2 separate regions of the Homo sapiens genome follow, and region 2 is linked to region 1. Evidence: chromatin contacts called from ENCODE POLR2A ChIA-PET data. All regions are on one chromosome and are shown on one strand. Each heading gives the region's core, a stretch centred on a gene start or an enhancer-like site at or near the end of the contact. The rest is flanking DNA. Distances are from core to core; before and after follow the strand shown. Region 1 overlaps GOLPH3L (golgi phosphoprotein 3 like). Region 2 holds the start of ARHGEF2-AS2 (ARHGEF2 antisense RNA 2).

Region 1 (5,209 bases), core at 1,413-3,912:
TTGTTTTGTTTTGTTTTTTTAGACAAAGTTTCACTATGTTACCCAGACTGGTCTTAAACTGCTGGGCTCAAGCAATCTGCCCACCTTGGCATCCCAAAGTTCTGGGATTACAGGCATGGGCCCACCATGCCAATATTGTTACACGTATTACATCTCTATGTGTTACAAATTCAACAATTCATTGTTGTAATTATTAAAGAAGAGAAGAAAGCACAAATATATACTTATAGAGTTTGTTATATTAACCTCCTTATTTACCATTTCTGGTTTTCTTCATTTCTTCCTGTGGATTCAAGTTACCATCTGTTGTCATTTTCCTTACTTCAACACAACTTTTTTCCCACCCTCTTTCTTTGTGCTATTATTACATTTCTATGTGTTATAACCTTGCGCAAAAGTTTAAAAAGTTAAAAATTATAACTCAACAATAACAATTATATAAATATTGTTTTGTGCAATTGCTTTATAAATCAGTTGAGATGAAGTATCCAATTATACCATCTTTTTTATTACTTACATAATTACTTTTACTGTTTGTTCACGTGGATTCAAATTACTGTCTAGTGTGTCCTGCTCTCAGCCTTAACAACTTCCCTTTAGTTTTAGTATTAATATTTCTTATAAGCAGGTCTGCTAGCAGTGAACTCTTTCAGATCTAGGAATGTATTTATTTTTTCTCCTTTTTAGAAATTTTTCTTTGCCTTCATTTTTGTTTTGTTTTTTTTAGGGTTTTTTTTTTTTTTTTTTTTTTTTTTTTGAGACAGAGTCTCACTCTGTCACCCAGTCTGGAGTGCGGTGGCACGATCTCAGCTCAATGCAACCTCCACTTCCTGGGTTCAAGTGATTCTCCTGCCTCAGCCTCCTGAGTAGCTGGGACTACAAGTGCATGCCACCACACCTGCTTTGCTTTTATTTCTGAAAGATAGTTTGCCAGTTATAAGATTCTTGGCTAATAGTTTCTACCCTCACTTTGAATAAGTCTACTCATTCTTCTGGCCTGCATTTTTTCTAATGGGAAGTCAGTTATTAAGCTTACAAAGTTCCACTGTGATGTGATAAGTCATTTTTCTCTTCTGCTTTCATGATTTTCCACTTATTTTTGGTTTTCAACATTTTTACTATGATGTTGGATATGGGTCTCTTTGTGTTCATCCAACTTGGAGTTTGTTGAACTTCTCCAATGTGTGGTTGAGTGTTTTTCATCACGTTTGGCAAGATTTTAGCCATTACTTTCTTGAGTATTTTTTCTGCCTCTTTCTCTCCTTTCCTTCTGGTGCTTCCATTTTATGTATGTTCATCAAGTTGATGATACTTTATATTTCTCTGAGTCTGTTCATTTTTCTTCATTCTCTTTTCTCCTTGTTCTTCATATTACATAATTTCTTTGATCTCTAAGTTTGCTAATTCTTTATTTTGCCAGCTCAGATCTCTTGTTGGATCCCTTGAGTGATTTTTTCATTTTGTTTGTTGTACTTTTTTTTTTTTTTTTTTTTTTGAGTTTCGCTCTGTCGCTGAGGCTGGAGTGTAATGGTGTGATCTTGGCTCATTGCAACCTCCGCCTCCTGGGTTCAAGTGATTCTCCTGCCTCAGCCTCCTGAGTAGCTGGAACTACAGGCACACACCACCATACCCGGCTAATTTTGTATTTTTAGTAGAGACAGGGTTTCACCATATTGGCCAGGCTGGTCTCAAACTCCTGGCTTCAAGTAATCCGCCTGCCTCAGCCTCCCAAAGTGCTGGGATTACAGACGTGAGCCACCATGCCCAGTCTGTTGTACTTTTAAACTCTAGGATTTCTAAATGGTTTTTTTGTTTTTGTTTTTTTGAGATGGAGTCTTGCTTTGTTGCCCAGGCTGGAGTGCAGTGGCACTATCTCAGCTCATTGCAGCCTCCACCTCCCAGGTTCAAGCGATTCTCTGCCTCAGCCTCCTGAGCAGCTGGGATTACAGGTGCCCACCATACCTGGCTAATTTTTGTATTTTTAGTAGAGATGGCGTTTCGCCATGTTGGCCAGGCTTGTCTTGAACTCCTGGCCTCAAATGATCCACCCACCTCAGCCTCTCAAAATGCTGGGATTACAGGCGTGAGCCACCGCACCTGGTCTAAATGGATCTTTTTTATAATTTCTGTCTTTATTTATATTCTCTATATGATAAGTCATGGTTTCCCTTAGGTCTTTGAACATATTTATAAAAGCTGCTTTATAGTCTTTGTAAAGTCCAACATTTTAGCGTTCTCAAAGGCAGTTTCCATTGCCTGCTTTTTTTCTTCTGAATGGGTCAATGGGTCACAATTTATTCTTTGTATACTTCATACTTTTTTGTCAAAAACTGGACATTTTAGATAATTGTGCAACTCTGGATACTACACTGCAGCTGTCCCCAACTTTTCTGGCACCAGGACAGGTTTCGTGGAAGACAGTTTTTCCACTGGGGTGGGAGACGGGGGGATGGTTTCGGTATGATTCAAGTGCATTGCATTTATTAGAGTCTCACAAGGAACATGCAACCTAGATCCCTCCCATGTGCAGTTCACAATAGGGTTCACACTCCTGTGGGAACCTAATGCCACTGCTGATCTGATGGGAGGCAGAGCTCAACTTTACTCACCCATGGCTCACCTCCTGCTGTGCAGCCGGGTTCCTAACAGGCTGCAGACCAGTACCAGTCCATGGTCCAGGGGTTGGGGACACCTGCTATACTGGTTTCTCCTTCCCACTAGAGGTTGATTGTGTTGTTTGCTTGGTAATTTGTTTCCTTAGTGACTTGCCTGCAGCAGCTCTCTGAAGTCTGTTTCTCTTGTAGTGTGCAGCCTCTGATGTCACTGCTCATATTTTCTTGTTTTTATCTTTTGGCCTAACTCCCTGTGTGTTGCCAGTGGGTCAGTAGAAGCCACTTATTAGTCAAAGGTTGTGCTTAAGACCTTTTAGCCAATTAAATTTTTTTATCCTTTACTGTTGGATATGTGTGTGTGATTTTGACATAGCCATCACAAATCAGGGAGTTTACATTTTGCCCCACATTCAGTGAGGAACTAGCAGCTTGGAAGTTCCCTCTCTGATTTCTTCTCGGAGAGAGTACATCCTTGGACATACACCAGGGATGTATGTGATTTTTTTAATTTTATTTTTATTTTTTATTTTTCATTTCTTGAGATGAAGTCTCACTCTGTCACTCAGGCTGGAGTGCAGTGGTACAATCTCAGCTGACTGAAACCTCCGCCTCCTGGGTTTTCCTGCCTAAGCCTCCAAGTAGCTGGGACTACAGGCGTGTACCACCACACCCGGCTATTATTATTATTTTTAAGCTTAGCTTTCTAGGAGTTGCCTCTGAGTTAGGGTAGCTTATTGTTCAGCCAGTGTTGGTTCAGTGGTTGTGCTTTAGCCCTTGGTGCCAGTGAAGCATCCACCCTTTTTTGATAGATCTATGTGTGGTCTGGGGAATACTCTCAAGTCAAGCCCCACGTCCTGCTCTGATTGCTCCTGAGTGGGTGCAGCCTGGTGCAAGCACACAGTCTTCCCAACCCCCAGTGTTGGTCATGATTCCAGAAGGACTTTTCTTGGCTTTCTGTTTCTCTGGTTCTGCCTGTTAAACTTCTGGAGGCTTTGCCATTTGGGTTTGTCATACCAGTGCCATAGAGCTAGCAGCACCTTGTAATTGCTCTCCACCAAGATCTCTATGGTTTTCAACACCCTTAGGCATAGAATTCTCCACACTGTGTTCCAAATAAAGTCAGTCCTCTCAGGCAGAGCTTTGGAGCTCTTCATTCTTCAGGCCTTCCTTCCCTCCTGGGCAGAACTTCTGCACAAGGGCCCACTTCTCCTACAGTGATACCCACCTGCTGTATGAGTAGGTGCTGGGGGAAAGAGGTGTTAGCCCCTGGTCTTCTTGACTTGCCTTTTCTGTTGCAGAATCTCTAATCTACGAACAAGCTGGAATGGGAGCAATTGAAGTCTAAATATTGTCAGCCTACCAGGCCTGGGATAGAGCTTCTGCTCTACAAATAGGGTAGGGAACCTCAGTCCTCTTAGCTTCACCAGCAAATAGAACTTCCACAATATAGAGTAGAAATCATCTGGGAGAGACTGGTGTCCTAAATAGAATTTGAAAAATACATAAATAATTACAGTGTCACAGAGGTCACATAAGAACAGAAATAAAGTCTATAAGCTCTAGCAATATGGAAGTCCTTGGTGACATTTTTTGAAGCTGGTTTAATGTGAAATGTGGTTGGAGTCAAAGCCAGATTATAAAGGACTAAGGATTAAATGAATTGAGGAATGAAGATTATGCTTTTAAACATTTTAGCCATTCAAGTTTCCAAACAACTACATGTTTCATTTTGCTTTTCTCTTTCAGTTCATTATGTCCTATTTCTTTTTTCTCATAGGTGAGACCTGGAACCCCTTCAAATTACAGTACCAGCTGAGAAATGTACGAGAGCGCATCGCAAAGAACCTAGTAGAGAAAGGTATTCTAACCACTGAGAAGCAGAATTTCCTGCTATTTGACATGACTACTCATCCAGTGACCAATACAACAGAGAAACAGCGACTAGTGAAAAAACTTCAAGATAGTGTACTAGAGCGGTGGGTAAATGACCCTCAGCGTATGGACAAGCGAACACTAGCACTCCTGGTGCTAGCCCACTCCTCTGATGTGCTAGAGAATGTCTTCTCCTCTCTGACAGATGACAAGTATGATGTGGCAATGAATCGAGCCAAGGACTTAGTAGAACTGGACCCTGAAGTGGAAGGGACAAAGCCTAGTGCCACAGAAATGATCTGGGCTGTGCTGGCAGCCTTCAATAAATCTTAAAGCCGGCAGGTGGATTTCTCCTTTTCCCCTGCTGGCTGGTGACTGTCAGAGACCCCATCACTGAGTTTTGTGTGATGAGATGTTTTCATCATTTTTGTTTCCTTTTCTTGAATCAGACTTGTGATTTGGGGAGAGCAACTTCAGGGCTTCTCCATAGACCTTGACCATTATAAGCAGACCTTATTTCTCCCTACACTTCCACTCCATAGGTAAATAAACTGGGTGAAGCCACACACACCCAATGAACATTTTCTCCCATTTGGTGGTTTAGTTTCACCCAGTGTGCTTTTGGATAAGCAGAAATATCTAAATGGGATTTTGAGTTCTCCAGCTATAGAATGTGAATGAGATAAAAAGTGAACTATCTATTATATTTTTCTGAGTTTGTTTTC
Region 2 (5,209 bases), core at 1,965-4,464, 5.3 Mb before region 1:
CTCCCATGGGGGAATGGAGATCTCGAAGGAACAAAGCAAAAGCAGAAACCTTGGGGTCTGAGTCTCACCTTCCTACAGGCTGTCTCACTGCAGGGTAGGGGAGTCTGCTAGTGGAATCACTCCCTTTTCTTGCCATGGGAATGGTAGGGGAAGTCAGTACTGCCCAGGGGCCATCCAGATCCCGGTTGGTCTGTTTGTCCACCCTTGACCTAACAGTCTGATGGAGGGTTGAGCAACCTGGTGAAGGGGAATGAGGGCAGAGACTCTGGAGCCCAGATGGGAAAGAGGGAAGCGCCAGAGTGAGTCAGGACATTGCCTCGCTCAGCCTTTCCTCCCCACGTCTGTCATCCTGTCTTCCTCTGTTTCCCTCTCCACCATCTCCTGCTACATCTTCCTTCCACCTTCATGAATGTGTGGGCCTGCTTCACTTAATCTCTTTCTCCATAAGCAGTAAACATCAGGGGGTGGGGCTGGAGAGAAGCTCAGTCAAGCAGTGAGAGAAGGAAGTAGCTTAGTCCCTCCTACTTGAGTAGCATTGCACACTTGATGAAACACTTTCAACTCATTTAATTCTTATAACAATTCTGGCAAAGATAAGTATTTCAATCTCAATTCTACAGACAAATACTTAAAGGTTAGTTACTTTGCCCAAGATCTCACAGCTCATAAGAGGTGGCGCCGTATTAGAAACTCAGGGCTTTGGCTGTGTATTGCCACTGTTTCTCTCAATAGCCGTAACACAACAGTTCATTCCCTCTCATCCTTCCCTTCTTCCAGCTTCTGGCTGGATGGCCACTTAAGGCAATTTGGCCTTAATCACCTCCTCCCAGAATATACAAGGTCCAGACCAATAGAAGAAAGAAGAAAAACAAACCACCTTGGGACAGTGTAGAGCTTGGGCTTGGGTATCCTCGGGAGACCCATCTCTTCTCCAACTGGCCGAGACTTTGGCAACCAGGTTCTTCCCTGGGACCTCCTCCCTACCCCTGAAATGGGAGGGACACATTTCGTCAAGTTAAATGGGCTAAAGAAGGTGATGGCTATTTTTAGATCCTGGTAGAAATGTTTGTTTCTGTGTATCTAAAAAATTATTTCTGAAAATCTGGAAGATATCACTGGATAGGAGTAGAGGGGGCGCTGGAATGAAGAAGGGTCTTGGAAAAGGGGGGCAGGTGACACCAAGGAGAAGGGAAAAGTGTTCATTGTTCAAGAGGATATAGAAAACGGAAACTGAGTCAAGCTGCAGGCCAAGCTCACTAAACACAGGTGTTTTTAAAGGCAGAACACTTTTCTTTTCCCTGTCCCTAGTCCCTTTCCTTGTTATTCATCTCCTAAGGGGAAGAAGAGGGCATAGGGTGAGGGGTAGGGTAACAGCAGGTGGGATGGAAAGTAGACTGAAGGTTGGGGTGGGAGACAGAAAAGAGTTGGAGGGTCGGGTCCTCTTCTTTCATAGAGACCTTCTTAGTTGAGTTGAGGGACCATGAGGTCGCTTGAAAAACCCCAGGGTTCAAATTCTATGTTTCCTGGGTACCCAGGCTGGAGTGTGGCCCTTTAAGATTCTATCCATAGCTTGCAGCACCCTCCTGCCCCAGGCCTGGGAGAGAAGCTGAGGTCCCACCCCAGATCTTGTCTCTGGGCCTCCAGTGGGTGGAACCTTGAGGCCAAGATTCTAGCCTCTGGCTGTCTGTTTTTAAATTTAGTACATTCCTGAGTCTTGGCTGCCCACCTCAGGGGAGGTGAGTCTGGAGTTCTGGGGCCAGGAGCCTCAGGCCTCTTGGTTTGGGGGAGTTCCTACACCCTCCCCGTAGGTATACTTGGCAGGTGCAAGCCAGGAAGAACAAGCTGTGGCCCTGGGGAAGTCCTTCCTGCTTTCTAATGTCCATCCAGCCTGAACTGGGCACGGTTTATTTCCTCTTCCTTTTTCCTGGTCTTTGCTATTTAAGGATTCTAAACAGGGGAATGGGTGAAGAAGGAGGTGAAGGAGTTGCTAGGAAGGAGGGGAAGCCGGAGGGGCAGTGTGGGGGTAGTGCTGGGGGTGAGGAGCCCAACCAGCTCAGCCAGTGGTGAGGTAGTGGAGCCCAAAAATAGTGGCAGAGGCTAAAATTGGCACCTACAAGAGTGCTGAGTTGGGCTTGAAACCTGCAGCCTGGCCCCACTGCTGAGCCAGGGCAGAGAACTGCTGGATCTGGGTTGGGTCTCCCCTCCCTCCCTTCTTCTCCCACGCCCTTTGGGGCCAGAATCAGGCAGGACCCTGCTAACCGAAGGCTCTGTCCCAGGCCTCTCTGTGCTTCTGGTTTCTCCAGAGAAATGGGAGACCCTGAGAGGCAGAAATGAACTTCACTGTAAGTGATCATAGTTAGACTGGAGGAGGAATTTTCCCAATAGCAGGAAACTCACCCAAAGGCTGGCTCAGGCTGGGGAAAAGGGTCCAGAGAGATGAATGCCCCACCTTACCCTGCTTCTTGGGGAGAGGCTGGTTGGGCCCTAACTTTCTTTGACTAGGGCAGGCTGGTTTCTGGTCTTTCAGTTCCGGCTTAACTTGCAACAGAGAGAACTGCAGTTAGACACATGGAAGGCCTTCGGTAAAAGTGGAGAATCCCAACCTAGTCCCCCAAAGTAGCTGGCAGAGGCGGAGCTAGGAGGAGGGCAGAGTGGGGTCAGGAAGGCCCCAGAAGGGTGGGGCATGTGGGAGAATTCTCTCCTCTCTGTTCTTCGACCTCTGGGAGTGAATCCTACCCTTCCCGTGTACTGAAGATCCAGCGTTTAGTTCTCCTTTGATTTCCTCTCCCTCTGGCCACCCCTGCCCCCAATCGTAAAAGGGGTCAGTCTGCTCAGGCCTGCTTTGATGGGACCCCGAAGGCCAGGAAGGAACTGGTCCTGGGTTTTCTAAGAGCTGGGGGCGGATGGAATTCTCCTGCCTGCGGGTCTTTAAAGACTGAGGTAACGCAGTAGGGGAGGGAAAAAGGGAGGGCGAGGGGAGAAGGGAAGAAGGGGAGGGCAGAGGGGAAAGGGCCAACCTGGGTCCGGCGAGGGCTGCGGGGCTGGGTTTTAGGAAAAGAAGAGCTAAGAGGCGGGTCTCTGGGGCTAGAGGGCGCCCCCAGGCGCTGGAGGGGAAATAGGCAGAGGGGCCTCTCAAACCTGTCCTAGGACCCTCGTACCTCTCCGAGCTGCCCCCACACAAACCCTGGCGTCCCGTCCTGCGCGCGGGCACCCCGCCCTCCCTCCGCTCCGCCTACCCCCTTCCTGAGCTTGGGCGGGGGAGGAGACTCGGGTTTGAGGAACTGGTGCTGGGTGCCGGGCGAGGGGAGTCAGACTTCCTGTCCCCGAGACCAACGCGTGCGGGCCGAACCCCTCCCCCCGCCTTCCCCCAACAATACAGGACGCCGGGGTCCGCGCCGCGTCCTCCCTGGTCCCCCCGTCCGATTATGTCTCGGATCGAATCCCTCACGCGGGCGCGGATCGACCGGAGCAGAGAGCTGGCGAGCAAGGTGGGCTCGGAAACCCCTCTCCTTTCGCCGCGGTCCTCGGGTGCTCCCCGAACCCCGGCACCCGCGGTGCATCTCCTGTCTCCCCGCCTGCTTTCTGGGCGCCAAAATCGGGCGGAGCGGTGGATCGGCGAGCGGCGGGACGGGGTGGGTGGGGACTGCGAGCGAGTGGGTAGGGGTGGGGGGAGCGGCAGACGCGACGGTGCTGGGATCCCGGGAGGGAGCGGAGCGGACCTGGGCTTGGTCGCCTCCAAGCCGGCGGGACCGAGTGCTTTAGGCCGCTTGAAAGAAAGTTGCTCCGGTAAGGGACGGAGCGGGAAGAGGGAGGTGTGTGTCTCGCGGGTGGGGGCGGTGGAAGCTCCGGCACCTCCTCTCACCCCGGGCCCCACCGGCTTGGGCTTGGCGTGGCGACCCCCCATCACTCCCCAATCGCTGGCTTGGTCGTTCCCCCTTTGTCCCCGCCATCCGGCGGAGGGGACGGGAGGGGGTGGTTTCCCGGCTTCCTCCCACCACCACCACCACCCCTCCAAGACAAAAGTCAGCTCCTCCTCTCCTCGCAAATGGACTTTCCAGCTGTGATTCAGTTCTCCCCTCTGGGTGGGCGGGTGGCTGGGGTCGGGACGGCCGAGGGACGGCTTACTTCCCCCAAACCATCACCTCTAGGTGAAGGGAGCAGAGGTCTTTGTGTAGCTGGGCTCCTTTCCTCCATCCTGAGCCCTTCTGCCTGGAACATAGGGCCTCCATCCCTATCTGCCCCGCCAGCCTCCTAGCTCTTCCTTCTCCCAACCTGAAACCCTTAGGCTGACACACCTGGCACTATGCATTGTGTTCCCTGCCCTTCCTCCTCCTCCCCCAGCGCTCTCATTCTCTTATCTGCTCGTCTTGGGGTCCCTTCACCTAGCATTTCATGAGTCTGGGTGTATAATTATCCACACGCCTCCCCCATCATGACCTCTTGGCCACTCCTCTCCAAGTACCCTTTATCCCTGCCTTTGTACCCAGCCCCATTCCCAAGTGCCCTGACCTTTCCACACCCAGACCCCAGGAAATGATGAAGCTGACTTGCAGGTGAATAAGTCAGAGCTGAAAGGAAGGTGGTGCCTGCAGACAGCACCTCCCAGCTCCTTTGGGGCCCCCGCACTGTACCCATTATCAGAAAGGACAGGTCCCAGCCCAGAGTTGGTTTAATCTCTGGCTTCTCTCCAACCTGAGTGCCCTACTACCCTGGTGCCAGCCTATGCTGATCACCAACTTCAGCCAAGGGAGCAGTACCCCTTAGGAGTCCTTAAGGGTGATGGAAAGCCCTCCCCTCCACCTCCCTGGTAGTTCCTAGCCAGGCTACCTGTCTTGATGCTAAACTGGGAGAGACAGAGGTTCCATCCTGGGTTGGGGGTGGAGGGCCAGGGAAAGCAGCTTTAAAAGGACTTTCCTTAGGGGGTTGGGATTAGATTTTGCTATCTGGAAAGCAACTGGGGATTCGAGTAGGGCCTAAGACAAACAGAGGGCCGGGGTGAGGTGGCTGAAGTGTGGTGGAACAGTGGGGTGGCAGACAGGCTCTTCACAGCCTGCGCCAGCCCAGGCCCCAGCTCCAAAAGTCTGTTTATTTTTTCAACCGTTTGAGCTGAGACCCTGGAGTAGAGCCAAGGGGGGCGGGGGAGGTTTTTTGAAACCGCAGAAATTTGGTTCCACCCTAAAAAGGAAAGCCATGGGGGAGCTGGTTGGGG

What was found. ChIA-PET counts read pairs that join two places held with the same protein, here RNA polymerase II (POLR2A).
Region 2: POLR2A ChIA-PET joins it to region 1 with 10 read pairs in naive thymus-derived CD8-positive, alpha-beta T cell. The contact joins the promoter of ARHGEF2-AS2 here to the enhancer-like site in region 1. POLR2A ChIA-PET finds 5 or more read pairs at or near these places in 2 of 52 experiments (WTC11 and naive thymus-derived CD8-positive, alpha-beta T cell).

Annotation. Positions count from the first base shown.
Region 1 is chr1:150,647,929-150,653,137 of GRCh38, reverse strand. GOLPH3L (golgi phosphoprotein 3 like) reads left to right here. Exons shown (of 5, transcript NM_018178.6): 5 at 4,390-5,209. The coding sequence ends at 4,817. Among named protein-coding and RNA genes, the nearest start is that of ENSA, 21 kb to the right of the region's middle. Within about 2 kb of position 2,662, at least 5 of the 41 ENCODE cell types and tissues checked have a DNase peak (open chromatin) inside an H3K27ac peak, as active enhancers do.
Region 2 is chr1:155,976,644-155,981,852 of GRCh38, reverse strand. ARHGEF2-AS2 (ARHGEF2 antisense RNA 2) reads right to left here and starts at 3,214. Exons shown (of 3, transcript NR_183460.1): 1 at 3,159-3,214; 2 at 2,398-2,533; 3 at 1-986. It overlaps ARHGEF2 (Rho/Rac guanine nucleotide exchange factor 2), which reads left to right and starts at 3,306. Exons shown (of 22, transcript NM_001162383.2): 1 at 3,306-3,488. The coding sequence starts at 3,426. RefSeq lists enhancers at 2,112-2,161, 1,549-2,170, 2,632-2,701, 4,832-4,911, 5,028-5,209 and silencers at 3,042-3,091, 3,152-3,311.